2 separate regions of the Mus musculus genome follow, and region 1 is linked to region 2. Evidence: chromatin loops called from intact Hi-C (ENCODE). Cell type or tissue: left cerebral cortex. All regions are shown on one strand. Each heading gives the region's core, and the rest is flanking DNA. Links, peaks and the distances in the headings are about the cores only. Region 1 has its middle 98 kb from the start of Mir1956. Region 2 holds the start of Tspan5 (tetraspanin 5).

Region 1 (16,250 bases), core at 5,352-7,851, 120 kb after region 2:
ACCCTTGCTTGGGAACAGTCTTTACAAGGTTATCAGGATTAAAAAAAAAAAAAGTGAAGGTTCTCTGCCAATATGGTTGATGTCCTTATAAAAAGGAGATCTTTCACAGTCGTGGTGGCTCACCCCTGTAGTCTGACACTTGCGGCTGAAAGCAGGAAGCATGTTGTAAATTTGAGGCCAGACTGGGCTATAGAGTGAGACCCTATTTCAAGAAATCAAAAAGGTGGGGTGGCTGGGGGAGAGATAAGGAAGAATTTGGACATAAAACACTTTAGGAAGAACATAAGCAATATAAATGAGAATGAAATAAATTCTTCTGATAATCTACAAGGTAAAACAAAACCAATTGCCCATGTTTCCAGTATACCTGCCAGCAGTTAACTCAGAAAGAAAGAAAGAAAGAAAGAAAGAAAGAAAGAAAGAAAGAAAGAAAGAAAGAAAGAAAGAAAGAAAGAAAGAGAGGGGGAGAGGGAGAGAGAGAGAGAAAGAGAGAGGTGGTTAGCTTGCTATGCTAACTTTTGTTATTAACTCTTTCTGGTTTATCTTTACTTTCATAGCATATATATTCATTAACAATAAATATCTTTTTTTATAAGAATTGGAATTCCATGTATATATTGCCAGATGCATTCTTTTTATCAGGATATTTGTAAAGCAAATCCCTCTTATGGCTGGATGTATGTACCACAGTGTTGGTTAAAAAGTATCTCTTTTTCACCCACTGGGCGCTATGGTGGTTTCTAACATTTAAGCTTCACAGATAATCCTGACATAGATGTTTTACCTCCTGGTGCACACTCTACAACTTGTACCAGTTCTGGGTGTGTGTTGAGGACAAAGCTGAGAGTGAAGTCACCATGCCATGAGATATGTCTACAGGTGCCAAAAAACCTTAAAAACTGACAAGGTCTTGACAAGACAGTGAAGTGACCGTAACTTCTTCATAGTCCTGCTAGGTGTACAAATGGTCCTGGGCACAATGAATCTGTTAGAGGCTCCCTGCTCCCTGTGGGAGGTTCAGTGAGACAGCATTGACAGCCCTCTGGACCACAGACAGGCCCTGAGGTCAGAAGAGCTTCCTGGTTGAGAAAAATTTACTTCAGCAAGTCATCTTGCTCTAACACCTGGGAACAAGGTGCCAATATTACTCCTCTGCACCTTCTTGCTGAGCACCTGCCTGGTCACACTGCAGCTCAGGATCACTGACCAGACCCAACCCCTCCCCACAAAGCCACCAGTTGGCTTGAGAAGGACAGTGCATTGTGACTAGAATACAATGCACTTTGCTATGACTAGACAGATATAACAAGACTGGCTTGCAAATATAACAAGACTGGCTTCTCCTTTCAACTTCCTTATGGTATTCTTCAGTAGGTAGAAATCACTAAGCCAGGCATGGTGGCACACACCTTTAATCCCAGCTCTTGGGAGGCAGAGGCAGGTGGATTTCTGAGATCAAGGCGAGCCTGGTCTACAGGGTGAGTTCCAGGACAGCCAGGGCTACACAGAGAAATCCTGTCTCAAAAAAAAAAAAAAAAGAAAGAAAGAAAGAAAGAAAGAAATCACTAATTATGACAGTTAGTACAATTTTTTTTTAACCAGTAACTTCCTTTGTTATTTGTAACATGGGAGCCCATTTAAGGAGTCCTTTATTACCTAGAGGAAAAGAAACCATGTTTAGATTTCTTTTAATATTTTGTCTATCACATTTTGAGACAGACTTCCTGGTATGTATGTAATTCGCACGTGTAAAAACTTACAGCTCCTTCATATGTAAGTACATTCTCAAAGTTCTATCACAACCTAGTTATACAATATTTGTTTCATTCAACTATAAACTCCGACTCGTTAGTGCTTCCACCCTCTCTCTCCTTACTCTTTGTGACATTGGAGAGACAGTGATCTACTTTCCGGCTCTGTAGCCTTGCGTGTTCTGAGTGTTGCATGTGAATGGAACCACGAAGTGTGGGTCAGTTGTGGCTGGCTTCCCACAGCTGCGTGTGGGGGTGGGGCACACCCAGGTCACAGCATCTGCCAGCGCTTCACACCCTTTCCTGCCACGTGCCACCCCGTGATACGGATCATGGCTTCTCCTTTATCCATCCATCACTCACCTTTCTGGCTCTCTCGAATATTGCTGTTATAAATGCTCACATACAAGCTTTGGCCGGGACTTACGTTTCCATTTGTCTCAGATGCACACACAGGCCAATGGTAACTCCATGTTTAACTTTTTAAGCCCCTGTCAGGTTACTCTCTCTGCAGCTGCACCATGTTCGGTCTCCCTAGCAATGGACGAAACCTTCAATCCCTCTACATTTTTATTATAATAATCCAGTGGGTAATGAGATGCATCTTACTGCCATTTTAATGTGTGTTTCTCTAAGGGTCAAACTTCATTGAGTACTTTCTCATATACCATTTGCTCATTTGTTTAATGAAACGGGGCCTTGTGTAACCTACACTGACTTCAATGTATGTGGCTAAAGCTGACCTTAAATTGTGATCCTCCTGCCTCTTTCTACCTCCCAAATACTGGGGTTATAGGCAGTGTGTAACACTGCAAACCCCAACCCTTACTGGACATTTGTATGTCACCTTCAGAAAAATGTGTTTTAAAATTATTTTCCCATTTTTAAAGCAGGTTGTGTTTTTTTAACTGTTTCAAGAGTTCTTTACAGGGCTGGCAAGACCTCAGTGGTTAAGAGCACTGATTGCTCTTCTGAAGGTCCTGAGTTCAAATCCCAGAAACCACATGGTGGCTCACAACCACCCGTAATGAGATCTGATGCCCTCTTCTGGCACATCTAAAGACAGCTACAAGTGTACTTAGGTATAATAATAAATAAATCTTTGGGCCTTAGTGAGCAGGGTTGACTGGAGTGAGCATAGGTCCTAAAATTCATTTTCCAACAACCACATGAAGGCTCACAACCATCTGTACAGTTACAGTGTACTCATATACATAAAATAAATAAATAAATCTTAAAAAAGAGTTCTTTATATGTTATGAATGCACAACCCCATATCCTTAGTCCCTAACCATTCACTTCTGAATATATGCACATAATCCAGGCAACTTTCAAACACCTTCTAGTTCAGTGCATTTCTCTTCAGCTACATTCTTAATATGCTATTTAAGAACCAAAAATATGACCGTGTATTAAATGACTTAAGTGAGGGCATTTCATATCAAAAATATAGTAATTATAATTTAAAAGTTTATATAAATACCTTACATTTCAAGATACAGTTCTCAAAACTACTTGAAGAGTACATCTAAAATCTATACCTATGCTGTGATACCAGCAAAAGACCCAAGCCTTACCAATTCATAGGTTACATTGTAACCTACGCCTGTAATACTGTAACCGAGAAGACAAAGATGACAGGATCATGAGATTACAGAGATGACAGGATCAGGAGATTAAGATGAACTCCGACTACATAGTGAGACTCTGTCTCAAAATACAAGCAAACAAAAAGCATACAATTCTTTTAAGTCTTGGCTTTTTAGTCCTATCCAGAATCTTTTCCAAAGACCTAACTGATGGGGTAAACAAGATGGAGGGAAAAGCAGACGCTGCCATAAGTTCAAAGTAAAGGGAAAAATGATAATTCAATAAATGTTCTCTTAGGGGTCCTTACCTGAATGAAGAAAAATGAATAGGCTTATCTCATAAGACTGATTTATTGTGAAGCCAATGCCATTACTGTGTAGAACAACTTTGTGGTGTTCTGAGCTTTACCTGGGCCTTGTGGTGGTGACCCACACGGCTGATTGGTAGGGCTGCCTTTGTTTATGCACGGGACAGAGCTTCCAGGCAACAAGGACTAAGAAACACCACTGTTGTTACCAAGGAAACTTAGATGGTCTTTAAAAAAGAAGGTTTACACTTGAGAGCTGAGTTTTCTCTGGGCTAAAGTGTTATTTTAGCATAATGCCCTCAAGAATAAATTTTAGTTTTTGAATTTTGGGGGGAGCATGTACCTTTTTGATGACTAGAAATTGTGTTGACAACAAACCAAACTCCACTCAGAGTCCTACCCTAAGAATACTGACAGTGAGCCCATGCGTGGTGTGCCTGCTCTCATCTTAGTCCCTGGCAGCTCCCCAAAAGACAGCAAAAAGACTTGGGTTCAATAAACGTGTTTTACACATTTGAAATATCATTGTCATTTTCACAGAAATGCTATTACAGCCTTAAAGCCAAATCCTTGCTCGAGCCTGTCCAGTAAAGATTCTTTATTAAACAAGGCAGCTCCCGTCTAACACGTCATCACTTGTTTGTACATTCCTCCCATTGATAAAATTGACCAGAATCAAAGTGACCAAAATCACTTTCCTAAAGAAAAATAATTATAAAATATGTCATAAATATGACCATTCTGAAAAATGTGTTTAGGCAGTGATCAAAAACAGAGCAAACAGATCAAGAATCTGTATGTGCTGGTTCAAGATGATATGCAAATAAGGTCCTTTCATACATGTGAGCCAGAGAAAATGCAAAAGGGAGGCATACGGGATGAAAGTACTTATTCCAGTTGTTCGGGAACAATAAAGTGTCTATACAACTATTTATTCTTTGATACCAGGTTTTCCTTTTTTTTTTTTGCCCAGAAGTTATATGAAGTTAGCAGAGCTTCCTTGTAATTTTCAAATAAAAAAAACTAATGAAGGTTTTGGGATTTGTTTGTTTGTTTGTTTGTTCGTTCATTTGGAGTTTGTTTTGTTTTGTTTTTCAAGACAGGGTCTCTCTATATAGCCTTGGCTGCCCTGGAACTCACTCTGTAGACCAGGCTGGCCTCAGATTCACAGAGATCTACCTGCCTCTGCCTCCCAAGTGCTAGGATTAAAGGCTTGCACCACCACCCCAGCTCTCATGAAGATCTTTTTTAACACAAGTTCTAAATAATGACTTTTTGGAGGGAACAATGTATTTTGTCAGACACCAACATTGCTAAGACATCATTTATAGTTTCATTCTTTGTTGCAATATTAAATCTAGGCAATACTACTGCCAAGTTTATGATACTTTTTTTAGATACTAAAATATTGTGCTTGAAAGCAAACACTGAGTTATTAAGTATCCTTTTATCAAATGCAGCCATAGTATATTCTCTGCTGTAGAAACGTTGTCACACATTCGTGGTGGATGCTCTTTAGGTTGGATGGACCCCCTGGTATGATGACTAGGAGGCCCCTACGGACATGCATGCTGTCTACTTCTAAGGGAGAAGTGCTGGATGGCACTTGTCACTCTCACTGTTGGAACCCTGTGATACTAAAGAGGAAACATTTTGCTGTGGTTATTGGTTCTTCTGTGAGAAGTGACATGGTCCTGGAGGTGCATTTGGGCCATTGCTAACAGATATGGACATCCAGGAAGGGGGTTATAATAACAAAAGAATTTGCTACTCAATATTGGGCTCTAACACTCCTTCATGTACAGAGCATTATCATTTATCATTGACTCTGCTGGTCTTGATTTAGGGTTAAATAGGAATAACGGAAATTATTAAGTGTGATCGCATGTGCTAATGATGACACTATGTTTCATGCCTATGTATTAATCTGTATTCAGTTACTTTAGCAAGTCCTTGGGGGGAAATCAGCTTAAGAGAAGGATTTAGTTTTGCTCACTTTCCATGGCTATGGTCCACTCTGCACAGGTATCTACTAGACTGTGGTGAGGCAGAACATCAAAGGTGGGGTGGAGAAGAGGGGCTTGTCAGAGGAAACTGCTCACCTCATGGTGAGAGAAAAGCAAAGAATAAAAGAGACGAGATGTAGGGTCACAGCATCTCCTTCAAGGGCATGTTTCCAATGACACAACTTCCCACCACCTCCCAATAGCATGACACCTCCAACATTCAACAACCGAGTGTTGGGGTACATTTAAGATTCGTGCCACAGCAGCCTGATGCAGGGTAGGGGAGTGAGCAGTGACTAATATATCCACAGGAAAAAAGGCCCATAGGAAACCACATATAGAAATGTAATTTATTCAGACATATTCTCATAAGCTATATAGGGAAGCATGTCTACTTTATATAACACTGTGGGTGCCAGGAAGGATTAAGGCAATCCTTGAGTGATGGATCAAGGACACTTCTAAGAGAGAGAAGAGGCACTCGTAATAATTTTAGAAGCATAACAGATGAGCTGGGAATGTTTGGTTATCGGAGACAGCTCTGGTTTCAAATGAGTTGTTGAAATATTCTATATGATGCTAACAAGAGATGGTGTAGCATTCGGCTATCGCTTCTGGGCTGAAATCAATGATCCTAGGAACTGAGGGTAATCTATTAAGAGTTGTTAGAGACAGATAGCAGCATGGGGACTTGTTGATAGTTTGACTGACTAATTTTCCAGGGTGGGATAGGGGATTGAACCCAGAATTTCGTCCCTGCTAGAGAAGCACTCTAGCTACATCCCTAGCCAGAGACTTCTCTACAAGAAAAAGTCATGACATGCAGAGCTTGATTGCTGAGCATTTCGATCTTTTTGTAAGCCTAGTCCACCCTAAGGAGCTATAGGTACCATTCCCAAGGCTGCTGTGTATTCTGTGAGATGCATTTGGGATGTCCTGTGTTCCTTGTGTGACACTGCCTGATTAGCTTCCTGCTGACTTTGTCCCATTGTGTGACAGGTTTCTGTTGGCGCTGTTCAGTTTTCCCCCTGCACACTGTCTATAGCTGTTGTACTTCTTAATAAGCTTGCTTAGTGTACGATGAAGCTTCTGCAAGAGCTCCTGACCCTAACGTTCCTAGCTTACCTGGGACTGAAGAATGCCCTATCAGCCCAGGTCAGAATCTCACTGGCTCGAGACTATAAGCAGACATTGCTGGTTGCTAACTGAACCCTCCCATCTCGGACCCGTTTTGTCAGGTTCCTAGTCTTTGCTGTGGCTTGTTTGTTAATGGAATCAGATCAAGCTTGTCAGACTAAGCTAATCAATAATCTCATATCATCACAAAGTGACCCAGTTTTAGCAAATGAAATAATATAGAATCCTGTAGCACAGTAGAGTTCTAGGGAAATCGCTATAGCTCATTTAAAGAGATGAGGTTCTGAAAGAGTAGTAAACTCAGTGCTCCAAGGTATGCTAATCATAAAACAGATAGTGACATTCCTCCACCCACCCACTTCCTGAGTTCAAGGAGTATTCATTCAAAGAAAGTCACCCTGTCCATTACCGGAAGCTGCAATGCAAATGTGCTATTGTTAGGGGCTCTTAGAAACTGTCTTGAGAGTTAACAATTACCAGGTATTCCTTGTGACACCTGTGACTTTGTACTTCCTTGTGACTCTTATCTGGTATTTTTGGTATTTTCCAACAACGCCCTTCCCACCTCCTTGAGTTGTGGTTTTTCTCCTTTAAATACCCCCTTACTCAGCTACTCGGGGCGCCACGGTCCTCTACCCCTGCGTGGTGTATGACCGTGGGCCCGAGAGCGCTCTTGAATAAAAATCCTCTTGCAATTTGCAGCAAGACTGTTTCTCGTGGGTGATTTTGGGGTGTCGCCCCTCCTGAGTCAGAACGTGGGGGAGTCCTCACGTTGTGGGTCTTTCAGTTCCTTCTTCAGTTTCTATCAGGAGAGGATGCCTTTTGATCTTGCAGTTTTCTTGGGATTAAGAAAGACGTTTACCTTTTCTCTTTTAAAGATTATTCATATCTTACTTAGTATACACAATAATGGGTTTTATTATCACATGTTCATGCACATATACCAATCGCCATGCTTTATCAAGTGTTCACCCACATATATCAGGGGTCATGCTTTGCTCAAGTTCAGTCCACTGCTTCATCCCTCCTTTGGCTCCTGCTGGGGTGAGTGTGTGTGTGTGTGTGTGTGTGTGTGTGTGTGTGTGCTCGCGCATACATGCACAAAGATTTGTATATATATATATATATATATATATATATATATATATATATATATATATATATTTAAATATAGATGCAGAGAATGTTCATGTTGTCTTTGAATTGTTTTGTGGTTTGCTTTTTGCAGTGCAGAAGATGGCCAAGGACAGATTGAGAAGAGCCCTGTGCTTGGTCAGCTTGGGACCTGCTTTGGCAGCTTTTCTCTGTCTGCTGGTTCTCTTTGTGGTTTTAACCACTGTGAGTTGTTCTTCCGTTGCTCACACCAAATAAAGTCCCGTTGCAGTGGAGACTGTGGAGGTGGCCTGGGGACAGAAAGGAATGGTTCTAGACACTAGCTGCATGGCTGTGAGCTCTCCTTCCACCTTTCCCATACAGACTAACAAAGAATCCATCTGGAAGCTGCCCTTGGGGGTAAATGGAGGGAAGAAACTAACCGATATTAATTTACTGTTTTCCTGCCTTTGAATGTGTCATTGACCAACTACAGGAATAGCAGATACTCCTGGCTGGTAAAAAAAAAGAATGACTATGAATACCTATTCTTTGAGCAAGTTGTAGAAAAAAAATCTTAATACAGGATCAGTTAATTTGCAAGGAGAGAGATAAAAATACCAAAATGGCCCAGGCATGATTTTGCACACCTTTAATCTCAGCACTGGGAGGCAGAGGTAGGCAGATCTCTGAGTTAAAGGCTGCCCTGGTCTACAGAGTGAGTTCCAGGACAGCCAGGGATACACAGTGCAAGCAAAAAACAAAAAGAAAGAAAGAAAGAAAGAAAGAAAGAAAGAAAGAAAGAAAGAAAGAAAGAAAGAAAGAAAGAAAGAAAGAAAGAAAGGAAGGAAGGAAGGAAGGAAGGAAGGAAGGAAGGAAGGAAGGAAGGAAGGAAAGAAAGAAAGAAAGAAAGAAAGAAAGAAAGAAAGAAAGAAAGAAAGAAAGAAAGAAAGAAAAAGAAAATATCAAAATGAGTCATTGAGAGCCTTGTTTCCCTTAATTGGGTGACACAACTCATTTGCAGCCTCCCATCTGCAAACAAAACTCACTCTCACAAGGGCATAATAAACTTCCTCAGGACTGGGGGCTGTTGGCCAGGACCCAAATTGATGACTGGGTCCCAGGGAAAATTTTCCAGAAAACAGTCCCTGGCCTCTTACTGCCCAGCAGGGACTCCAGCAAGGAAGGCTCCTTGTCAATGCTTGGTTCCTGATCCATCTTTCTCCACACTGTAATCTCCTAAACTGAAAATGTGTCTTAAAACCACTGCACTACATTTGATGCTGTGTTATTTCATTTTTCACAAGCTGTCCTGAAACCGATTGTATCACCAGCAGTGTGGTGATGATGCTTAAGAGAATGCTAGTCTTGGATGACAATCCTGTTGGTTAGCCAGTGGCTTCCACAGAGCCTTTACTTGTAAACAGTCTCTCCCAGATAGATGATATCCATTGAGTTGGGCGGTCCACAAAGCTTGCCCCAGAGTGGACAGAAGAAAGGTCCCCAGTAGCATGGAGGGGGCATACCATCTGTTCAGTGTAAAACTCCTGAATTTTAATGTCATTCCTTTAAGTCTTTAAATTCATCTTATCTTAAGAGTTTTCTAGCTGGCCTGCAGTGGCACCTGACTTTAATCCCAGCACTCTGGAAGCAGAGTCAGGCAGACCACTTGTGAGTTTGAGGCCAATCTAGTCTACGCAGCAGCGGTTCTCAACCTGTGGGTCAAGACCTTGACCCCTTAGAGATTGAATGACCCTTTCACGGGGCTTGCCTAAGACCATCAGGAAACACAGATGTTTACATATAGTTCATAACAGTAGCAAAATCACGGTTACAAATAACACTGAAAGTAATTGTCTTGTTGACCAAATCAACGTGAGTGATATGGTCCTGACATAGCTGTAGCCATTTTGTATGTCAGTCACCTCCATGTTGCTTACAAGGTGAGATTAAGGTCATCCACTTTTTAGGAGTTATCTTTAACTCACACTGGGAAATGTTACTAATGAGCCAAAGAGTTATGGTGGAATCCCTTGTACTCTGTTATCTCAATATGCTGGAGCTCCCAGTTCACTACCTGTATGCCTCCCTCTTACTTCCCAGGGACCAATCAGCTCAAAGGATAGCTGATAATGCTCTGTCTGGTTAGGCAGGAATGTGGCACCACTTCACAGCTTGCTTTCACATTTTTGAACATGTTTTTGTTTTTTTCTACAAAAGAACAGGTACATTTAGGCTCTTGGGTCCTTTTGGTGGTCCTGATTGTTCAGTCTTAATAAGCGTTTGATAAATTTTCATCGCATCTGAGATTGGCGTCTGAGTGGTCAGGATGTGGCTAATCCCAGGCCCCAACAATCAGGAACTGCATGAAAGGGTCGCAGCATTAAGAACCTCTGACATAGTGAGTTCCCAGACAGGTAGAGCTACATAGAGAGACTCTGTCTCAACAAACCAAAAACAAAACAAGACAAAACAAAACAAAAGCAAAAACAAACTGGGTTTCTGTCACGTGGTTTTATGGTTTTCAAAGCGCACAGCAATAGAACTCTTTATTTTCAGATGGAACCTCATTTCAAGTACCAGCGTGTAAATGCAGAGGCATCACCCTCAGTGAATGGCACTTTGTAGTTTTGCTAAACCTCTTTGCTCCTGGCAGGTTTTGTATGCTCACCACACCCTCCCAGGAGCTATCTGGATTCATGAATGAAATACACACTCATACACACACACTCACACACACCAGTTAATATTAAATGCCTTGACTAGCTCAAAGGCTGGGCAGTTCTAATCCTTCCTGCTGCTAGCAAACGCTTCACCTAAGGTACTCCTGAGTTAACATCTTTTAAAAAATCTATATTTCATCTCTGCTTCCCAAACACAATTGGAAATGTGGCCTGTATGGCCACTTTCCCTGATTCTCACATGTCGGCAGGTCTTTAGGTCTTTCTTCTTTCCCATCCTGTAGATCTCTCCTTCCTCTCTTCTAGTTAGCTCCTAGCCAGTACAAATCCAAAGATCCTGCCTTAGTCTGCCTGCCCAGCCATTGGCTTTTTATTGATCAATCAAAAAACAATTGTGGGCAAGGACCTTCAGCGTTTGGACACGCAGATCCCTGATTTGGGGGGTCGGATTAATTCAAAGCATTAGAACCGATCCCCAACATTTGAAAATTTCTGAACTGTCTCCATAAAGCCGAGTTTGAAAATCACTTCTAAAATCAGCAGGCCCATGTGTGGACATGCTAAACCCTGACAGAGAAGTCAGAATACCAGACACTTTCAAGTTCGCCTAATCTCATAGCCTCTTACAAAGAAGGAAACTGAGTCCCAGAGAGGCTCAAGGCTCAGTCAGCAGTGCCCGAGCTAGGATTCTAACCTGGCCTGAGACAGTGATTACCACCTTTTGGAACCGCAAAGGCCAGCTGCGGAAGGGTTTGTCAGCAGAAGTTCATCCCCGAGTCACACCGCCAACGCTTGTCTTGTCCCTTTATCCTCAGGAGAAATACCTGTCTGTCACATTCCCTGGAGCTTACGTCTCTGTCTGATGACCCTCCTGTCTGTCCCCTCCCCAAGCATCTGTTGTCATCTCCCTATCGAAGCAGACCACTTCTCCACACACCCAAGAGAGCCTGCAGTTCTCCCATAAGGCAAAGTTGCATGGTGTAGTGCCAGTAAAGAAAGATGCCCAGTTTCTCCTTCACCAGGGGCCCTGGAGGTGTCCACCCTGGAAAGGCTGGTGAGCCCCTCCCATCATCCTTTATCCTTCATCCCCAGGAGTCACCCCCAAGGCACAGAAACTGGGAGCCTAGGTGTTCTCTAGCTCTGTGACTTGAGTACATCAAGCAGTGACACGGGTGGCTTCAGTTGTAAGAAGGGATGACCGGAATGACAGTGGTGCTGAATATGGTGGGGACTGAGAGGACGATGCAGGTGGGACGCTTGGCACGATCAGAACTTAGGTCTGCTGGTATTATTACTGGTTTTTTTTTGGTGGTTATTGTTTTGTTTTTTAAAATTTTTATTTATTTACTTATCTATCTGCATGTACACTTGTGTGCCAGAAGAGGGCATCAGACCCCATTATGGATGGTGGTAAGCCATCTATACTCAGGACCTCCAGAAGGGCAGCCGGTGCTCTTACCTGTTGAGCCACCTCTCCAGCCCCAGTACTGTTATTGGTAACAAGCCTAGACACTGTTGACTCTGGGAGGTCTCACTATCTAATTTTTTTGTCAGTTGACACAAGCTAGAGTGATCTGAAAGGAGAAAATCTCTTTGAAGAAAATGTGCTATAAGATGTAGCTGTAGGGCATTTTCTTAATTAGGGACAGATCTGTTGCTGGTACTCTGGTCTGGTCAGCGTTCTTTTTCTCCACACGTGCAACAATACTGCCCTGTTGGTGTTACTGGAGTGCAGTAAGTGACAATGTCAGTGTAGTATCTGGCTGTTATTGTTTTTGTTTTCCTGGCTTTTCTTAGTTCTTCTTGGTCCTTTTCCTTTAAGGTCTCCATGCTACAGTTAGCCTCTCAACAAAAGGGGATAAGGTAGCCCTGCAGAGGTTTGACCAGGGTTGGATTGATCTAGGCTACTAACTTAGGGACTTTTGACAGCCTACAGACAATGAGCATCCCCATTCCAAAGCCTACGTAGGTCCCAGTTCTTTACAACAGCATTGTAATTGTTATCAAACCAGACCTGTACATCTTTTGAAAGATTTATGCTTAAGTAACATAGCATTTTGTTGATATTAAGAAAAGTAATTTTTCTTATGTTTCTAATGTATCTGTTGCTACTGTATAGGAGTGCAATTCTCATAGACTACAGATTATTTTGGACTTTTTATGTAGAGTACTGGAGAGTAAGTCTTACAAGTCATAATAATACCTTTTTAAATTAATTAATTAATTAATTAATTAATTAATTAATTAATTTGTATTTATGTATGTATTTATCCCCTCTCCCCACTTACTCCGGTCCCACTTGCTCCGGCCTTGTTTACTTATTTTATGTATATGAGTACACCGTTGCTCTCTTCAGACACCAGAAGAGAGTATCAGATTCCATTGCAGATGGTTGTGAGCCACCATGTGGTTGTCAGGAATTGCACTCAGAACCTCTGGAAGAGCTGTCAGTGCTCTTTAACCACTGAGCCATCTCTCCAGCCCCCTAAGAATATCTTAATGGCAGTTTTACTTCTTGATGATCCACACGCCTTTCACCTTGTTCTTTTCTTTTTTGTTTGTTTGTTTGTTTGTGTTTTGTTTCCTGAGGCTGGAGAGTACTCCGAACCAGGGCCTTAAACATCTAGGCGTGCACTCTATCACAGAGCTGCACTTCCAGCCCTTGCCTGGTACTTTTAACTTTCTGTATTTTTACGATTTATTCACTTTATGTGTATGAGACCTTATAAATGTCTATGGATGGTTATGAGGCTTTATGTAGGTGCTGAAAACTGAACCCAGGTCTTCTTAAGAACAGCTAGTGTTCTTAGCTGATGAGCCATTTCTCCAGCCCCCTAACTTAATACTTTCAAATTCACATTAAATTCTAAAAGTATCCCTTCTATATTAAATAGATATGGTGATAGTGGATATTTTGTCCCACTTAATGGACTATTTTCATTCCTTGTGCTCATATATGATGTTTTGGGTGAATTTTAATAGAAACTATCGAGTTATGAAGGTTTCTTCTATTACTACTAGCTCAAAGATTTTCATCATGGTGGATTGAATTTTTATCAAATGCCTTTAAAATTAGGCACTAAGATGATCATGTGTTTCTTCTCATAAAATAATAATTTGGAAAATTAAAGTAATCAGTTCTTATCAGAACTATACATGAATATGCTTTGGGGAGAACCAGTGCATTGGATCGTATTCTCACCGTGTAAGAGCCCAGACACACTACCTCTTCATCCATACTTGGCATTTTCAGCAATATATTTCATTTTAACTTTTATGGAGTATGAAGAGGCAATGTTCATTCATAAAATTATGAACTTTGTAATTCCTGCTGGGAATAAAACTTTAAAAATCCAACCAACATAGGGCGAGTATGATGGTTTGTATATGCTTGGCTCAGGAAGTGGCACTATTAGAGGGTGTGGCCCTGTTGGAGTGGGTGTGTCTCTGTGGGTGTGGGCTTTAAGACCCTCATCCTAGCTGCCTGGAATTGAGTCTCATAGCAGCCTTCAGATGAAGATGTAGAACTCTCAGCTCCTCCTGCACCATGCCTGCCTGGATGCTGCCATGCTCCCACCTTGATGATAATGGACTGAACCTCTGAACCCATAAGCCAGCCCCAATTAAATGTTGTCCTTTATAAGACTTGCCTTGGTCATGGTGTCTCTTCACAGCATTAAAACCCTAACTGAGAGAGTGAGCTTCATCAAGATTTCTGGAAGCTGGATTAACTTGCACAATGATTAGTCCAGAGACTGATTTCCAAGTCAGTGTGGCCATTCCAAGCAGGTGGATCTCTGTGAGTTCAAGGCTAGCCTGGTCTATATAGCAAACAATATCAGTAATAATTTTTATTTTGTTGTCTTTAATTAACTTTAATAGTGACTTCATGTGGTTTTTAGTTTCTTTTTAACCTTTTAAAGTTTTTCTAGTGATAGGAAGGAACATGGGCCAATGCCTGGGTTTGAATCCTGCTTCTGGCAACCGTTATGGTGTGTATGACTTCGGAGAAACTGAAACTTAACATTTTCACATTGTAAAATGAGAACCTTGGTAGGACCACAGAACAGGATTATTTTTATAATAAAATTAGACAACCCATACAGAGTTTAAGATGGAAAATACATGCTCATTAAGTTTGGGGGCTGCTGAGATGGCTCAGTGGGTAAGAGCACCCGACTGCTCTTCCAAAGGTCCGAAGTTCAAATCCCAACAACCACATGGTGGCTCACAACCACCCGTAATGAGACCTGATGCCCTCTTCTGGGGTGTCTGAAGACAGTTACAGTGTACTTACATGTAATAAATAAATAAATAAATAAATAAATAAATAAATAAATAAATAAATGAAAAAGGTTCATACGATGAACCCTTCCAAAAAAAAAGTTAGTCTGAAGACAGCTACAGTGTACTTACATGTAATAAATAAATAAATAAATAAATAAACAAACAAACAAATGAAAAAGGTTCATACGATGAACCCTTCAAAAAAAATTAAAAAAAAAAAGTTTGGCTGCCAGGCTGGTGGTGGTGCGTGACTTCAACTCTAGAGGTTAAGAGGCAGAAGCAGGTGGATCTCTGTGAGTTCAAGACTAGCCTGGTCTATATAGCAAGTCCAGGCCAGTTAGGCTTACAAAACAGGATCCTGTCTCAAGAGAAAAATAATGACAGTTTGGTTGATATTATTTCTCATAAATTTTGGGCACTGCCTGCTTCCATTAGTGGAGAAGAAATAAAATAACCAAGCATATCTCAGGTGGTCTGGATAACATTTGGAAAAAATGAAAACAAAATTTTAGAAACTGTAGTGTAGTGCATATCAAAACAGACCGAAATAAGATGTTTAGTCTAAAGAAACTGAGAAAGGAGGTGTAGTTCCCACAATGAAGGCTGCACAAAAATCACCAAATTACAGAAAACTGTTTGTTAATCAATGGCCTAGAAATAGCCTAAAGCAATATGTATAGGTAAGATGCTGAAGTATATAGAAGAGAGGGGTGGGAAAGATGACTAGTATTTACCCAGAATCCCACACAGGCCAAAGCTGACATGTTGGCAGAAGAGTTTGTGAGGAAAGCCTGAGCAGCCAGGGATACTTCATCACTATTAATTCATTCGTTCATTCATTCATTCATTTACCTGACCTTTATTCAAGTATCTACTATTGATTGAATTGTTAGCCAAAAAAAGACCTTTCTGGAGTACTACTATTCACCACTCACTAAAGGAAGCATTTCCCAACTCCTGTGATTGTCTTCAAACTGCCTTGGGACCCAGTACCCACCCATCTCCATCATCTCCTCAACACAGTGTAGGACAGAACCTGAGTACCCGTCTTGAGTCACCATCTATTCTCACATGCCTAATGGAGGAGGCACATCTATTGATCTTAACTTCAGCAACATGGCAGGACCATCTTGAGAGCTTTAAAGACTGTATGGCCCATTAGTGGGGGCACAGTGAGGTGACTAATCTAGACCACTCCATGGGTAGAAGAAAAGCTTATTATAATATGAAACTGCCTCAAGACTCTCTCTCAGGTGGACAGAAAATAGCAAGAGGTATCTGGGGAAGTCCAATGCTGCCATGACTGACTCTCAAGAGGCCAAGAGTGTAGCAAAAGATGGCAGGAAAGTCTTGCCAGTTTTAAAGAGAGCACATAGCTGCAGGGTTGGGGAGGTGTGCA
Region 2 (16,250 bases), core at 4,823-7,322:
AATCAAAAGAACACATTGCTTTCCCCTGTTGTATGGAAAGGCATGCCAATCTGAATGTTGGGACAGAGAGATCCAACTAAATGAGCTCCCAAATGCAACTTCTTTTTTTTTTTTTTTTTCTTAAAAAAATCATTTATCAAATGCTAACTTCCAGATTATTTGGGAAACTAAAGATGCAAGTTGCTAGAAATCTGGCATCCCAATTAAATTCTGATTTTTAAAAGCATATAAAATGTCCCTCAGATTACTCCAAGTCCCACTGCAGAAGTGTTTATTTCACCCTTTTCATAACTTCTATGCAGGGCGGAATGTTATCTGGTTTTCCGACTTTTGCTACTGGCTCCATTTCAACCTTCAAGAGCATCGTCCATTGAGAACGCATCAGCCCCACAGTGAACTGCTGGAAGAGGCAAGACACTGGGTGCATCGTGACTCTCCCCTCTGAGGTCTGCACACATTCCCTACCTGACACTTCCATAGCCACATTTAGCTTTCTTCCAACCCTCTCCCTGAAATTCAAAAGGCAATTTAGACTCCCATATGGTTGCCATCGAAGCTAACAGATGTCTAGCAAATTAAAACAAAAATTATGACTTATAAACGGCTCATGTACCATCATTCCAGAACATCTAGAAATTTATACTGAATCATAAGATAAGACATCCTACTTGGCGCCCCACCCCACCACCCAAGATTCCTTGAATCTCCCTCCTCTTGGCCTGTGGGAACAAAGCATATACAACATTCCGCCATTTACTCTGGATAAACCTCCAACCTGCAACACAAAGCAATATCTGAAAACACACCAAAGAGACATCTGGCTTCAGCCAACAGCTGTTCTAGTCCTGGGACAGCACAGAGAACAAAATATCAAGTGGTCCCACCATCCAACTCGAGGCTTCTGCTGACCAGCGCATCAATGGTTTCTAAGAAATCATTTTCCAATGACGGCTGAAATCCGCATGCCTTAGGGTTACTATTGCTGTGATAAAACACCATGACCAAAAGCAACCAGGGGTAGAAGAGAAGAATTTACTTATCTTGCAGTTACATAAACCGTTCATCAAAGCAGTGAAGACAGGAACTCAAGCAGGGCAGGAACCTGGAGGCGGGAGCTGATACAGAAACTATGACTTGCTCATCATGGCTTGCTCAACCTGATTCGTATAGCACCCAGGACCACTAGCCCAAGAACAGCACCACCCACAGTGGGGCTGGTCCCTCCCATATCAATCACTAATTAAGAAAATGCCCTCCAGCCGGCCCTTATGGGGGCATTTCTTCAGTTGAGATGCTCTCCTTTAAGATAACTGTAGCTTGTGTCAAGTGGATATAAAACTAGCCAGCCCACCACATAACCTTCTACAAAGTGACCCTGACACTTCCCTATCCAAAGATGGAACCTTCAATTGAGCAGACTCCATGAGGACTTAGACTAAATGTGCCAAGTGACAGTACAGTTAAACTGCTTGGAAGCTGCTTCGAACCTCAGAAAAATCCACCTTCTGTGCCACAGCTGACAGCGACACTGAGCCATGGGTAAGCATCACCAATCACAGGTGACCACCAGCCCGGGGTTCCCCCACCCAAAGGAGACAGCAAGAAACTCCCAGCAACTGCACGGAGGTCCCACATTAGAAGTAGCCCCCCGAGGAGTCAAATCACAGAATTATGAACTATCATGATGAGGTTTCGTTTTGAAATTCTAAAGTTTGGGAGCTTGCTGTGCAGCAATAAGTAGCCAGGATGTTGACGTTCACTTTCTGAGAAACAGTTAAGTGTCAAGAACCAGAACAAAACATCTATAAACGGTCAGTGACAGGACAGAGAAATTAACTCCCCAAAGGACTGACCTTAAAACAAACCTTCTTCTCTTCTCTCCTCCGCCCCAAAGACAACTCAGTGTTTCTGATACATGTCTTCCTCTGGTGACACCCTCAATAAAATCAATTCCTGCTGGCTTGAGTTCTTCCAATATAGAGCAAGAAAAACAAGGCTTTCCCCCCCACCGCCCTGTGCTAACTCACAAGAAAGGAATCTGTACAAGATGTTGACTTTCTTACTCACAATATCAGCACTGCTGTTATATAAAAGAATTAGGATCCTCCACATGAAGCTGTGATTCTAATAATAAAAATACAGCTAATGACTCAGAGCGTCACACTTGAGATTCAGGGGAGAGATAGGGAAATATGCGTGCCATACCAATAACTCAACAAGCAAGGAAAATTCAGTGAAAGGTTTGTTGTTTTGTTTCTTTCTTTAAGTGAAAAAAGATCATTGAGGAGAGAATGAAAAACAAATTAGTCCGTGAGCATGTCTACTAAAGGACCATCTATAACTATAGGCAAGTCTCCAGTCCATCATTAGAGCCTACTGCTCATCCCTGAGACTCGATCTTGCCTGGCTGGCGTACTAGAACTCAACAAAGTCTTTGTTAGAGACAGAGAAAAACCTCACAATTCAACCAAATTCTTCATTCGAATAGCTGAGTAAGGAAGGCCCAGGGCAGATAACTGACTAACACAGACAGAGTGCTGATTAGCAAGAGATCCGAGCTGTCACAGCTGCCACTGTGCGCTCCCTCTTATTTTACAAGAACTATTACGTTCAAATGTCTTCAATGAATTTCGAATTTAGTTCTGCACGTCAATGTGAAGATGAAAGACCGGGAGCCCATGGTCTCTGTTACCAATTCCTCCGTCAGAACCGTACAACTGAACTGAAGTGTTGACTCTGCTATCTTGGACAGTCACGGGCAGGTTGGTGGCCGAAGACAGAAGTGTGCATGTTTTTGGCAGCTGCTGCCAGATCTCCGGTCACTAATATTTTGGTGTGTATTCCTTTTAATGATAACGTGGATGTTTTCCTGCTAATTTCTGCTAGAGCCCACTGGCCCTGATAAAATAGGACATTTAAATATGAGGTCATTTGGAGACAGGAGCAGTATAGAAAACGAACTAGAGGTGGCCCTCTGCACTGGAAGGACAGGGAGAGCAAATGACTCTCTGAAGTAGACACCTACTTAACAATGCTGCCCAGGGCAGCTCCTTCAGTTTCAGGGCCTCAGACCGTTCTCTGACTTGCCACAAGCCTACCTACTGCCCTCCCACAGTAATACTTCAAAAATCAGACAAGATGTGGGTCCTATTCTGAAACTCTCCATGCAGGCAATCTGCAATTTTGTTGAAGCTCTCCACAGTCCAGGGGGTTTGCTGCAGCCTAATCCAGACACAGGGCTAAATTTGCCTTTGTGCTCGCTACAAAATTACACCAAACTGCCAGGGAAACATTTCCCCATTCCTTTTTATTTCCCTCTCACTCCCCGCTCTGAAACTGCAGAGAAAGCCCGTGGGTGCTTTTTGTTGCCTGGTAGCTGAAATGTGCAACTTTTGGAAGTGTTGGAGCAGAAAGAAGAGGCCCGGGTGAACCACCCCTGCAGCCCCATGTGACGGCCCTTGCCTCTCTTGCCTCTCATAGTTCAAGGCAATCAGAATACTTCAATGGGAAGCATGCCTAGCCACCACTTTTAAACATTTCCAGAAAGGGTCCAGGAGAGAAGAAAAAAAAAAAAAAAAAAGAAGGAAAGAAAGAAACGCATTTCCTCTTGCTCTGTTTGCAGCAGGGGGGCAGGGGTGGGGAGTTGCTCCCAGAAACCATATATTATCACTGACAGAAAAAAAAACAAAACTACTCGTGAATGGCTGTATATGGTATTTGTTCCCACACTCCCTCATCAATCTGGTCCAGTCCTGAGGACAGATGACATGCTGACACAAAGTCCATTTCCTTTCCTTTCACAAAACACACATAGCTACTCTGAGAGAAAATAAAATAAGCTGGTAAGTGAGGGGGTGGGCAGAAGATCAGCATAACTACAACTATTCTCACAGATGTTTATGTCTACAGCAAACAGCCACAATTAAGGGGAGTCCAAATTAAAATGTCCTGGATTCAGACCACTGGATCATTGTTTACCTCGCAGAAACTTGGGGATATCCCTATGGTCCGCCACCATCTTTCCCTCCCATGGAGAGAGAGGTGCCAGGGAGGAAGGCGACCCCGGATGGAAATAGGTGGGCTGAAAAATAACACGGTCTGCCAACCAATGCCAACCAACCAACCAACCAACAAACCATTTCCCCTCTTGTCCTAGAGAACTCTTTGTCTGGTTGCTGAACACGTTTGGAAGGTCTCAGAAAAGAATCACAACAAAAGAGTAGGGTCCCAGCCTGATTACAATAGGCACCCGGCACGAGGGAGTGTCACGCAGAGCACGGTTGGGAGCCGGTTTGCAAGCCGCGGCTCACCTGCTCTGCCAGCAAAACAGGTCTTACACACCTTCTCCTTTGCATGTCTCCAAGGGTTCCGAAAACCTGTGTGTCACCCCTTTAAAAGGGGAAGACGCGAGGCACGCGCACACCGAAACATATGTTGACTGATGACTAGTTATTCCACAAGGATACACAGAGAAATAAATCCCTCCACCCTGCACGCCCACTTGGCCAGTCCATTATGCAAAGGGAGCGCTTTACTGCCGGAGAGGAGCATGCAGGACGTGTTATTTACGTGCACATTACAGAGCCACACACCACGGCATCTGCATCCTACACAAAGCCGGAGATGGTGCAAGGAGATACACGCTGAGCACGGCACAGACCAGCCGCGGCAACACCGAGCCAAGCCCTCGGCCAATCAGATCGGCGCTGGAAGGTGGATCTCGGGGTCGGCTCTGCCCGATTAGCCTGCCCCATTATGACACCACGCTCTGCCCAACATCCAGATCCCACGGGAAGCAAATCTAATCCGTGTGCTCCCTCGTTTCTCAAACTGCCGAGCCGTCCTCCCATTTGTACCCCAGCTTTTCGCGCCCCCCCCACCCCCTTAAAAAAAAAAGAAAGAAAGAAAGAAAAGAAAGAAAAAAGCCACCCCGAGGCCTGGCTGCCCCCTGCCCGGCTTGGTTCCTCTTTTCACCTCCTCCGAGTCCTGGAAAGGATGAAGTGTTTCTCTCCCCCGCGCTCGAGCCGGGAAGGCGGAAGGTAGACGCCTCTCGCCGCGACTGGGGCAGGAGCTCCGGGGGCGGCGAAAAGTAAAGCAGCGACCACGGCGGGGGACCGTCGCCCACCCATCCGCCACAGCACTTGGAAACCCAGGAGCGCTCCAACTTACCCAAAATATGACATTGAAGCCAAAAATGAAGTATTTGATGCAACAACTGACTTCAGGACCCTTGTAGTGCTTCCCGGACATCCTCTGGGTTCATGAAGACACTTGCCCCGCCAGCCCGAGTTTGGAGCCCCGGAGCACCCCGGCTCGGAGCAGCCCGGCGAGCAGTGGGGCACGCGGGGCTCAGCCGCGCGGACCGAGCAGCTCCGGCACCTCCAGCCGCGGGCCTCCGAGGCCGCCGGGGCGCGGTGGCCGCAGCCTCCGGGAAGCCTCCTCGAACCGGCACGGAGCACAAAGCGGGAGCTCCGCGTCGGTGCGCCAGGCGGCGGGTCCGGCGCTCGGTCCCCGGGCTCCGGGCAGAGGCGGCCGCGCAGATGCCGGCGGAGACGCTGCCCGCCGCCCGCTCGCGCGCCTCCCACCGCTCGCTCCTCCCGCCGCTCGCTCCGCCCGCCCCGGCCCGCAGCTCCGCCCGGCGCCTGGGTCGGCGAGGCGCGCGCGCGCTCGACTCGTGCTCGGGAGCTCCCGAGAGGCAGCCGCACGACGCAGCCGCGCCACCTCTGTCGCGGTCCGCGTGTCTCTCTGTTTCTTCGCCTCCTTTCTCCCCGACCCTTCTTCCCGAGCCCCTTGCCGCCGAGAGAGACGAGGGAACACCCCGTAGCTCACAGACCTAAAGCAGCCAGGGCAGAGGGACCGGACCCCCGTGGATGAGCTGCGGGTCCTTCTCTTGGCCACCAGCAGCTCCGGAGGGACCCTGAAAAAGAGGGTGGCTTCGGGGAGCGAGGGCTGGGTGAGCGCCCTCCTCCCAACACACACACACACACACACACACACATACACACGGTCCCCTTGCCACCTAATCACACCGACCTCCTCCTGCATTGCTATGAGGAAGAGCAGACACCTTCCTTGCCACCCAACAGCAGAACAGGCGGGCTTCGTTGAGATGTTCAAGAGGGATCTAGGCCATTAAAGAGGAGAGAATGGAGGAGTGGGTATCTCAAAGGATACTCTATCTCTCTGACTAATCCACTCTTCCCAACGGCCAAAGAAACGAATCATCCTGCAAGTGGAGGCGAGCAAGAGAAGCTGGCCCAGAGGCGTCCTGACCCAGGTCCACTTCCACACCACGAAATTTTTCTCACCTTTGATGAAACATTCTCAAAGGAACACACCTGCCTCCTAGCTCAGGAAGCGATGCAGGAGTTACATACAGGACTGTCTCCCTCTGGGAAATCCCAGTTGGGTTTATAGATGCAGGGCACTCCTGACCTCTGGGAGAGGACAGAACTGGAGAGTGGAAACTTTGAGAAGCACGGGTGAGCAGGTACCCGGCAGTTGTCTATGTACACTCTTCAGGCACTTGGCACACGGGCAGGGAAACAGATGCCAGGGTTTTGTGGGATGAGAAGAAAGGGCAGCTTAGAAGTGTGTGGCAACATCTAGGGGAACTGACTTTAGTCTTTAGACATCCATGGTAGAAAAAGATAAGAATTTCCAGAACCAGCCAGTGAGTCTGGGCCCAGAACTTTGCATGTTTAAGAGGCTCTGCAGATGATGCCATCAGGGTGGCGGTGGAGAACTTGAGGTCTCAAAGTCTTCTGCCTAGGATTTTGCTGAGTAACTTCCTCTGCCTTTTGCTCAAAATCTGCAACCTGCAGTCAAGCTCTGATAAGGCAAGAAGTTTCCTTTTTACCTGCAGTAACCTCTTTCTAGATGGACCTGGCTTTCAGGAGGCTATGTTACAATCACAGTTGCGAATCCGGGTACCCAAAAGGCAGGAGGGCCAGGAACACTACTCACTCCATACCATGTCTCTGGCAAGCAGTGGATGAAATCACCCTAGCTCCCTCCACCCAGCCCAAGCAATGGCCCCCATCGGGCTCCTTATTAACAGGAGTGACCTGACAAGCTTTACCTAAGCCTACACGTGCTGCTGTGATGCTTTCTGTATATAAATAGATCCACTGCTGCAGAACACAGGAAAAGTCAGAGCAGAGGTCTCTCTTACACTATATGGCACCTTTCAAAAAAGGACTAGAATTAAATCCAATTGATGGCTTAGCCTTATCCTTAAGTGATACCCAAGTACCCTTGCTCTCACACAGACATGGTTTCTCCTTTCACCACCACTCCCCACCAACGTGACTCATTTGCTGCAATTGATGAACCTTCTCTGACTCATAATTATCACTCAAAGTCCAGAGCTCAACTAGGGTCCACCTTTGGTGCTGCTTATCCGTAGCTTAAATGAACGTCTAATGACATGCATCTCTCATTAGAGCATCATACCATGCATTTTCTCTGTCCTAAAAACCTTCTGGGTTCTGCCTAGACATTTCCCATTCCCCTCCCCCACTCAAGCCACTGATGTTTTATATTTCCATAGTTTTGCCTTTGGGGACATGTCATATAACAGAAATGCCATAGTATGACGTTTTCCTCCTCCTGCACCATAAACCTAAAACATCTCTCAAAATAAAATCTTGAACATCAATAGCCCATGGTGCTGTGTGTCTGTATTGCCAGCACTTGGGAGGTGGGGGCAGGAGTGTCAGGGGTTCAAAGTCATCCTTGGTTACATATTAAATTCTGGACTACAGTGGGAGGCCTGAGATCCTATCTCAGAACAAGAGAAGATCAATGGAGAAGGTGCAATTCAGATCGCTCATCAGCAATTTTGGAGAATGGCTAAAAAACAAAACAAAACAAAAACAAAAACAAAACACTAGTTGAATAGTCCCCTATCACTTCAGATAGCCAGTGTTACTTTTGTGAAGATTAATGCTTTCAGCATATTTTTAAGCAATGCAGAATGTAGAATATTTGTTAAACTTCTTGACAGAAATATTCCTTGATGCTGGGCAGTGGTGACACATGCCTTTGAAGCACGGGGAATCTCTTGAGTTTGAGGCTAGCCATGGCTACACAAAGAATCCCTGTCTCAAAACAATAAATGAATAACAAAACACATCTTTTTAAGGCATCTAAATTAACATACTTGGAGTAATTTTACTTTCTGCTAATCATAGGAGTGCTGGCTTACCCATAGCATTGCAATGTATTGCAAGGCCTATGCACGTACAATGTATGAGAGATATGGTCCATTTGGAAAGCATTTTGGCTCTATGTCTCAGGTCAAACTATCACATTTTGACTCAGCAGCCCCGTGTCTGGGAATGTAGCCAAAGAAATACTCTGAGATATGGGAAAGGCTATATACTGCAAGTTCTATGTGGTAGCATTATTTATACTGAACACTTGACCACAAGTTGATAGATCAAGTAGGTGGGGCTGTACCCAGCTCCTTACGGTCACCTGACTACAGCCATCTTCCCCACATCTGTGCCTCTGCTCATGCCTCTGGTCTCTGCCTAGAGTCCTCTGTTTGTCTTTTGTCTCTGACTTGCCTCTCTTACCCTTCCACACCTTTGTGTAACATCTTGGAGGCTTTTTCCTATCCTGACACTTAGCAACAACGTGTAGTTACTTGTTTACCTGCTGCTTCTCCACTCTTTTAAGGGTGCGGTTTATCTCTTCTTATCTCAGAATCACCTGGGCTCTGCAGGTGGCTGGTAAACATTTATTAAAAGATTGAATGAATCATTCGCTCAAGTTTTATAGCCATTAAGGATGATGCTTATACAGAGCATGCCAATTATTGGCAAATTATAAAGTTTAAAGGCGTAGTATATGGAATTATCTTCAAGTACTATTGTTAAATGACAAAATGCAAGGGGCACAGCAACATAGACAGTGGGTTACCATGTTGTAGAAAGACAACTCTGTTGGCAAAAGTGTACGTGTACACATATTTCCTTGCTGAGTAAGAGATCGTAGTTTGCTTTCTATTGCTGTGATAAAACACCGTGACCGAAAAGCAACTGTGGGGAAAAGGGGTTTATTTGACTTACAGGTTACAGTCCGTCACTGAAGGAAGCCAAGGTAGAAACCTGGAGACAGGAACTGAAGCAGAGACCACAGAGGAGTGTTCGTTCTGGCTTGCTCCCCATGGTCTACTTAGTCAGTTGTCTTACACACCCAGTTGTCAACCACTGCCCAGGGGTGGTACCACCATGGTCATCTGAACATCAATCATTAATCAAGAAAATGCTCCACAGACTTGCCTACAGGCCAATCTGATACAGGCAATCCTCAGGTGAGATTCCCTCTTCCCAAGTTGACGAAAACCAACCAACACACTATCTATGGTAGAAAATAAAAGAAAGTATGATAGTAGATGTAAACCAGGAGACTCAAAAATACCAGTGAGAGTGAGACCTGCTCATCTGTGCACAAGTATTTCTTTTCCAAATCTTGTCACATAAGTGATATTTTGTTTATCATATTCTTGCACCATATATATGATATGCTCTACAAGATGAATCGCAATCATATATAAAATGTTAAGAGTCTTTTCCTGAGAAATAGTAGGGATTGGGTATGGGACACAGTTCTGCCTGGTGGCTGGCTGTGTGGAGCTGTTCTACCCTAAGAGTGCTCAGAGTGAGGCTATGTTTGCCTCTGAGCAGGTCATCCACTCTGACTAAGGCCACCGCTGCCTCTGAGCAGAAACTCTCTCCAGAATGAGTTAAGTATAGCAAGCCAAGCTGCAGTGGCCTGAAGAAATCCCAACACGACACGGTGGGCAGAGAATTCCACATCTTCCTTAATGAGCAGGCACAGAGCATCAGGTCTGAAACGGAGTCGCTCATGACATCTTACACTAATGGCTAGTCACAAGAAGGAACAAACTTACAATTTAAAATATCCTCAGCAAAATAATGAGGTGTCCACCTAGTCATCCAGATATATGCCCCACTCCACGAGATAACCATTTCCCTTTTGACTACGATAGAACTGGGCACATCCTTTCCCTCCCAAACACAATGCCATCACAAGGAGCCTCCACACACAGTGACACCCACCATGACTGTGGAATTGTAGGCTATTTTGTTTTCGTGTTTCTGATGTCCAATTTTATATATATATACATATATATATGATAATTAGCAAATTATAACTAAAGACATACATCAAAAGGCAGTCATATCTCAGTCATATCTCATACAGCTTTATCACAATCCAATAAAGTCTGACTTACTTTGAGGCGAAAAGAGATCTGTGGGGGATTTTGCTACAACCATCTCATTTATAATTCTGAGGTTGAAAGCTGCTTAATAAGTTTAATTACTAAAGAGCTAATGGGTTTTTTAAGTGGCAGTGCAAACAGGTAAAGCATGTTCTAACAGTTGCGTTGATGAACAGCAAGATACGGCAGTGGCAGACCCTGCATTTAGCAGCTTGCCCGCCTGCCTTCCATCTTGTTTCAGTCTTCCTGCCCTATCTTCAGCCCTCCCTCCACTCTGACTCCTTCCCTGAGGCCTCTGTATTTCCCTAAGCTCTGAATTTCCCATTGTCTACTTTGTAGCCCATGCTGCTAATGGCCTGCTATATTGCCTTCTTTTACCCAGAACCGGCGTTTGCAGGTGCAGAGGCCTCCTTTTTTTTTTTTTTTTTTTTTTCTCTCTGCCATGTAAGGAGAATTTGGGGGGAATCTTCCTGTATTTAAGAAATGACATCCCATTGCCCTTGAACTCCACTATGCTGCATGTGACAGCAGGTCCCTGGTAATAAAAACCACACTAAGGACAACAGAGAGGAAAAATGAAGGAATCTAGGCTGTCACACTACAGTGCATGGCTGATCTACCCAATCCTGAAGGACACTCTACCCATGTCATCACTTTTTTAGTTTTGACACTTGGAGAGAAGGTGACATTTCTACACATATGAAAGAAAGCCCCTTGACTTGACCATTTTCCTCTTGAGTTCCAGTGCTGATTAGGTTCTGTCAGCTTGACACAGACTGGGAACAACTTCAGTTGAGGAATTGTCTCTGTCAAACTGGTCTACGGGAGTGTTTGTGGGGACACTTTCTTGATGAATGATCGATGTGGGAAACCTGGCCAACTGTAGGTGGTGTAAAGGGCAGGTGGTTCTGGGTGCTTTAAGAAAGCAGGTGGGGTAACTGGGGGCGGGGGGGAGGGCAAGCCAGTGAGCACTTCTCCGTGGTCTCTGCTTCAGTTCCTGGCCCCAGGTTCTTGCCTTGAGCTCCTCTCGCCTCTGACTTCCACTTCCTTAGGTGATAGACTCTGTATGACCTTGGAATTATAAAATGAAACAACCCCTTAAATTTTCTTTTCTCCCTTAAGTTGGTTTTTTGGTCAGTGCATTGTCACAGCAACAGAGAAACCCAACTAGGTCAGTTTCTTATATATCTTTTAGAATCTTCTAGATTCATCTTCTAGACTCTCCACCGAAGTCCTCCCATATTTCTCTCACAGCACCATCTCCATGCTTTCTCACCCCAGTTTCTGTGTCTGTTCAGCATACACAGGGAACTTCTCAGGGGACCTAACAGCTCACACCCACTCCTTTCTCTCAGAGTTTCACGCCCAAGGACTGTATGTGGACCCTCACAGCAACTAACCAGGATGAATGAAAACTAGGTCAACCCCAGGTTTCTCTCTCTCTCAGCTGGGATTCTAACTCAAGGGTATCCCTGACTGCAGTTCAGGTGGAAACAATGTTTCCAGGATTTTGTGCAAGGGAACCAGAGCCTCTGCTGCAGAAAGAAGGGCTCTAAATGAGGAGAAAACAAGGTACCTCCCACAGCGTGGGCAGCCACACGCCACATGCCACACAGGCTTTGTTCTCTGGAAGAGTGCCATCTCTAAGACTTTGCAACAGGGCTCCAGGCCTGAGATTTACAAACTCTTCACATCTCACCCTGGCTTTAGATACTTTGTAGTGAGCATCTCAAATTTGCTAAGCAAAGAGCTGTGATCAAAACCGCCGTCACCCCACCTCAAACGCAATAAAATTAAACACCACTTTGGCCATGTTCATGAATACTGTACTTCTTTTCCATTGCAAAGTAAACAAAATCCTCAAGATTTATTCCACCACGATGGCCCTCTGGTTCCTTGTCCCATCCATACCTATGAAATAAGATGTGTTTTCAGGATCCCAAGAGGAAGATAAAAGGAGGGAAACGTGATTAAGCAATCCTATAGATGGCATGATTGTTACACTTTAAAATCATTATAACTTGGGCTGGTGAGCTGGTTCAACAGGTGGGGATACTTGAAAAACAGGCCTGACTATCTGAATTCAGTCCCCAGGACCACAGGATGTAAGGAAAGTAGTCACGCCCACAGTCATCTTCTTGCCTTTGCTCTGGAGCCATGACATAGATGTGCACACATATAAGGGCACACATGAAAATAAAATGAAAGAAATATTACAATTTGGTAATAAAATCAAAATACAAAACACACACACACACACACACACACACACACACACACCATTCCATTTTCCTTTAGTAACAGTTCCTCGGTTTCTCCTGGCTTTAGAAACAGCTTCCTGACACTTAGCAGGGCGAGGGACCCACCAGGCACATTGGCACCTGAAGACAAGCCTGAGGCCACCCTCTGCCTCTATCAGCCCTGTTCTGGTTCCCTTCCTGGCGGCTGCTTCCATAAGCTAACCTGTTTCTTTCCAGTGGACTGATTTAGTTAAAGGCTCTTTCTGCAGCTTAGTCCAAAACATTCTAATCAATACAACATGATCTTTAAAAGCTTCGCCTTACAGAGAAAAACAGTATATCCTCATTATCTAATATTTAGAAGACACCTTTAAAGGTTCCTTCATGGAAACTGTACAAAGAAAACTATTATGTATGTTTTCGCATATTTTTTCCCATTAGTAAATAATATTCTTGATCTTATTGTGCAGAGAAAAGTCTTGTTCGTTAAATCTTCCATTTGTCAGTGCCCAAAACAGAGCAGAGAAACCCTTCATCAGATTGGGGGCCACTTCCAGTTTCTTTTTGAGACTATGATTTTCAATCCAGAACCAGCCCTCATTGCCCAGTATATCCTGGAGTGAATGGCTTCTTTCTCAGTTGGCTTCATTCATTAAAGGCAAACTGCTTGCATATGCCCTTTATTTCCAACCTCATTCCAACTTCCAAATAGCTTTGAAATGCCATTCCCCACCACAAACTCCTCCTTCCTACCCATCACTAACACTTTCCCAGGTTAAATAGAATCCAACTCTTTCAGTATCCTGTTCCATTTAACTCTGGGCATGCTAATTGTATCCAGTAATTTCCTCTATTAACATTGATTTTTTTTCTTTACCTCTAAAACCTTTCTTTCTGGGGCTGCAGATATTGCTCAGTGATTAAAAGCACCTGCTGCTCTTGCAGAGAACCCAAGTTCAGTTCCTAGCTCCTCTCCTACATGACAGCTAACAAGGGCCTCTGACTACAGTTCCAGATTAGATGTCCTCATCTGGCCTCTCTGGGCACTATACACGTGTGGTTCACGACCATGCAAACACCCATATAAAATAAGAATAAACAAAAATCTTTGTGTGCTTTTTGAAAACAAAACTCTCCTTCTGTGGTACATCACTTTCCAATGTGACTGTACTTGGTATCAAGAAACAGGAATGGGATCAGCAGATACATCAGAAGTTTATTCAGGTTTTATTATCCACAATTAATTAATTAATCTACAGCATATTCTTGTGCCCAGCCTGGTCTAGTGATGCATGGCTGTAATCCCAGTACTCATATGTGTGTGTGTGTGGGGGGGGGGGGTTAAAAATTAGATTCCGGCCTGAGCTATATAGTCAGATTCTGTTCCACCATCCCCACACATGGAAACAAATAAACAAGCAAACATGTATCCAGGGTTTCTGATTAAGTCAGTAACTGGAGGCAATAAAAGTAAAAACATGGGTCAGAATAGATTAAATGAAGCATGCAAGATGCATGTGGTTAATGTTCATGATGGAGTTATTTTAAAACATACACACACACACCTAATTCTGTTTTTCTTCCTTCCCCTCCCCCACCCCCCTTTTTCTCTCTCCTTATAGCATTTACTGAATACACCTACCAGGAACAAGAATACATTAATCAAGACTATCTTACCTCCGAGTTGTTGATTTGAACAAGGTCAAGACTGAAAGGATGAGATTTAATTTCTACATTTACAACCTAGTGGGGTTGTAGCTGCTCTGGGAAACCGTTCAGTGCCCATAAGTCCAGAAATTCCAGTCCTGTGCACACCTCAAAGAACTGAGGATAAGAAATAAACCAACACTCGACTTCAGTGTTGATCTCTGGCCATGGGTCAAAGGGTAGAAACCAACTGGTTATCAATAGGTAAATAAAATGTTAAATATTATCACATAACAAAATTATATGTCATATAATCTTATATGTGTAGGCATAATGTTTTTGTGCACCATGTGGAGGTTATCCTTGTGTTGTTCAAATGCTGATTTCTCTGCTCTCTCATCTGGTTGCAATCCGGATACGACATTGTAATGCTTATGTCAAGAATCTCCTGTCTCAAGTTCGTGGAAACAATGTTCTTCATTTATTCTCTGCCTTGTCAGTAAATGCTGGAAAAGCCAATAACTAGGCAATGGAGAGCATGAGGCGGGATTTCCACCAGCCAGGGGAAAAGGGAGAGAAAGAGAGGAAAAGAAGAGTCCCCATGAGGAAGGGGACCAGAAGACATCAAGGCAGAACACACCTGAGGCCCAAATGGCCAGACCAATACAAAAATGCAAGTGTCTTGAGGATTTTGGCTGGTCGGTAACCATATTAGATTAGAGAATTAGAATAGAATTATAATGCCTAGTTATTGTACTTTAAGTTGGAAAATAAATCTTGGTCTCTCTGTGTCATTATTGGAGAACTAGCTAAGACAAACAGCTACTGTGTTAATTTTCTGCATACATTTATAGTAAAATTACCATTCCATGTATGATGGTTAGTTTTAATGTCAATGTGCCACAAAGTTGCTGTGAAGAGGAACCATCAACTGACAAATTGACCTATGTACATATCTGTGGGACACTTTTTTTTTCCTGATAGCCAGATGATATAGGAGGGTCCAGGCTATTGTGGACAATACCACCTGTAGGCAGATAGGTCTGGACTGTGAAGAATAGTCGCTGGACCTAGGTCTGGAAGAAAGCCAATAAGTAGCACTCATGGTCTTTGATTCTGGTTTAGCTCTTCCCTGGGCTTGGTGATGGGTTGAGACCTGTAAGCTAAAATAAACCCTTTTGGCCCTTTTTTACTTTTTAAATCACAGCATTTAGCATAGCAATAAAAAGCACACTATACCAGCAACGACACTTAGTATGTTAAGTATACAGTATTTCCACCTTAACAAGGAATGAAATTTTTACAGCTTTTAAAAAAATATTGTGTATGTGTGTCTGTGTGTGTGTCTGTGTATGTCTGTATGTGTGTCTATGTAAGTCTGTGTGTCTGTGTGTGTGTGTCTGTGTATGTCTGTATGTGTGTCTGTGTAAGTCTGTTTGTCTCTGTGTGTGTGTCTGTATGTCTGTGTATGTATCTGTGTGTCTCTGTGTATGTCTGTATGTGTGTTTGTGTAAGTCTGTGTGTCTCTGTGTGTGTGTCTGTGTGTCTGTGTATGTGTCTGTGTATATCTGTGTGTCTCTGTGTGTGTGTCTGTGTATGTCTGTGTGTCTCTCTGTGTGTATGCATATGTGTTGTTTCTCTCCTTCCACCTTGTTGAGGCTCTCTTGACATCTCTGGTATTCTGCATTCTCAAGGCTAGCTGACCAGCAAGCTTTCAGGATGTTCTCCTCTGCCTCTCATCTTGCCTGAGGGGTCCTGACTGAGAAGGCAGATGTCAGTGACCTCATCTTGGTTTCTTGTGGGTTCCAGGCACTGAACTCAGGCCATCAGTCTTGCATGGCAAACATTTTACCCACTGAGCCGTCTCACAGGAGTGAAATTCTGATAGATGTTACAATATGAATGAACTTAGAAAGTATTAAGACCCTGCTGAAATAATCCAGGCACAAAATAATAAATGTCATGTGATTCATTGTAAGAGGTACTTAGTATAGTCAAATTCATAGACGCAGAACTAGAACCGAGGTGTTAACAGAGATAGAGGAAAGAGGACAGGACCATTAATGTTTAATTAACACAGAGTTTCTGTTTGGGATTATAAAAAGCTC

Evidence for each region. Peaks named below come from ENCODE experiments on the same cell type or tissue, not always from the same donor. Only the 100,000 strongest peaks of a DNase experiment are listed, where the experiment ranks them.
Region 1: it touches region 2 in a loop (6-fold over the local background); 3 of 42 quality-filtered maps call a loop at or near these places.

The regions. Positions count from the first base shown.
Region 1 is chr3:138,616,192-138,632,441 of GRCm38, reverse strand. No RefSeq gene overlaps it. Among named protein-coding and RNA genes, the nearest start is that of Mir1956, 98 kb to the right of the region's middle. In left cerebral cortex, for the core only: no CTCF peak of the experiment used is centred there; DNase peaks (open chromatin) are centred at 6,043 and 6,817; H3K27ac peaks cover 1,042 bases.
Region 2 is chr3:138,731,580-138,747,829 of GRCm38, reverse strand. Tspan5 (tetraspanin 5) reads right to left here and starts at 5,622. Exons shown (of 8, transcript NM_019571.5): 1 at 5,170-5,622. The coding sequence starts at 5,250. In left cerebral cortex, for the core only: no CTCF peak of the experiment used is centred there; DNase peaks (open chromatin) are centred at 5,094, 5,300, 5,636 and 5,935; H3K4me3 peaks cover 1,415 bases; H3K27ac peaks cover 1,353 bases.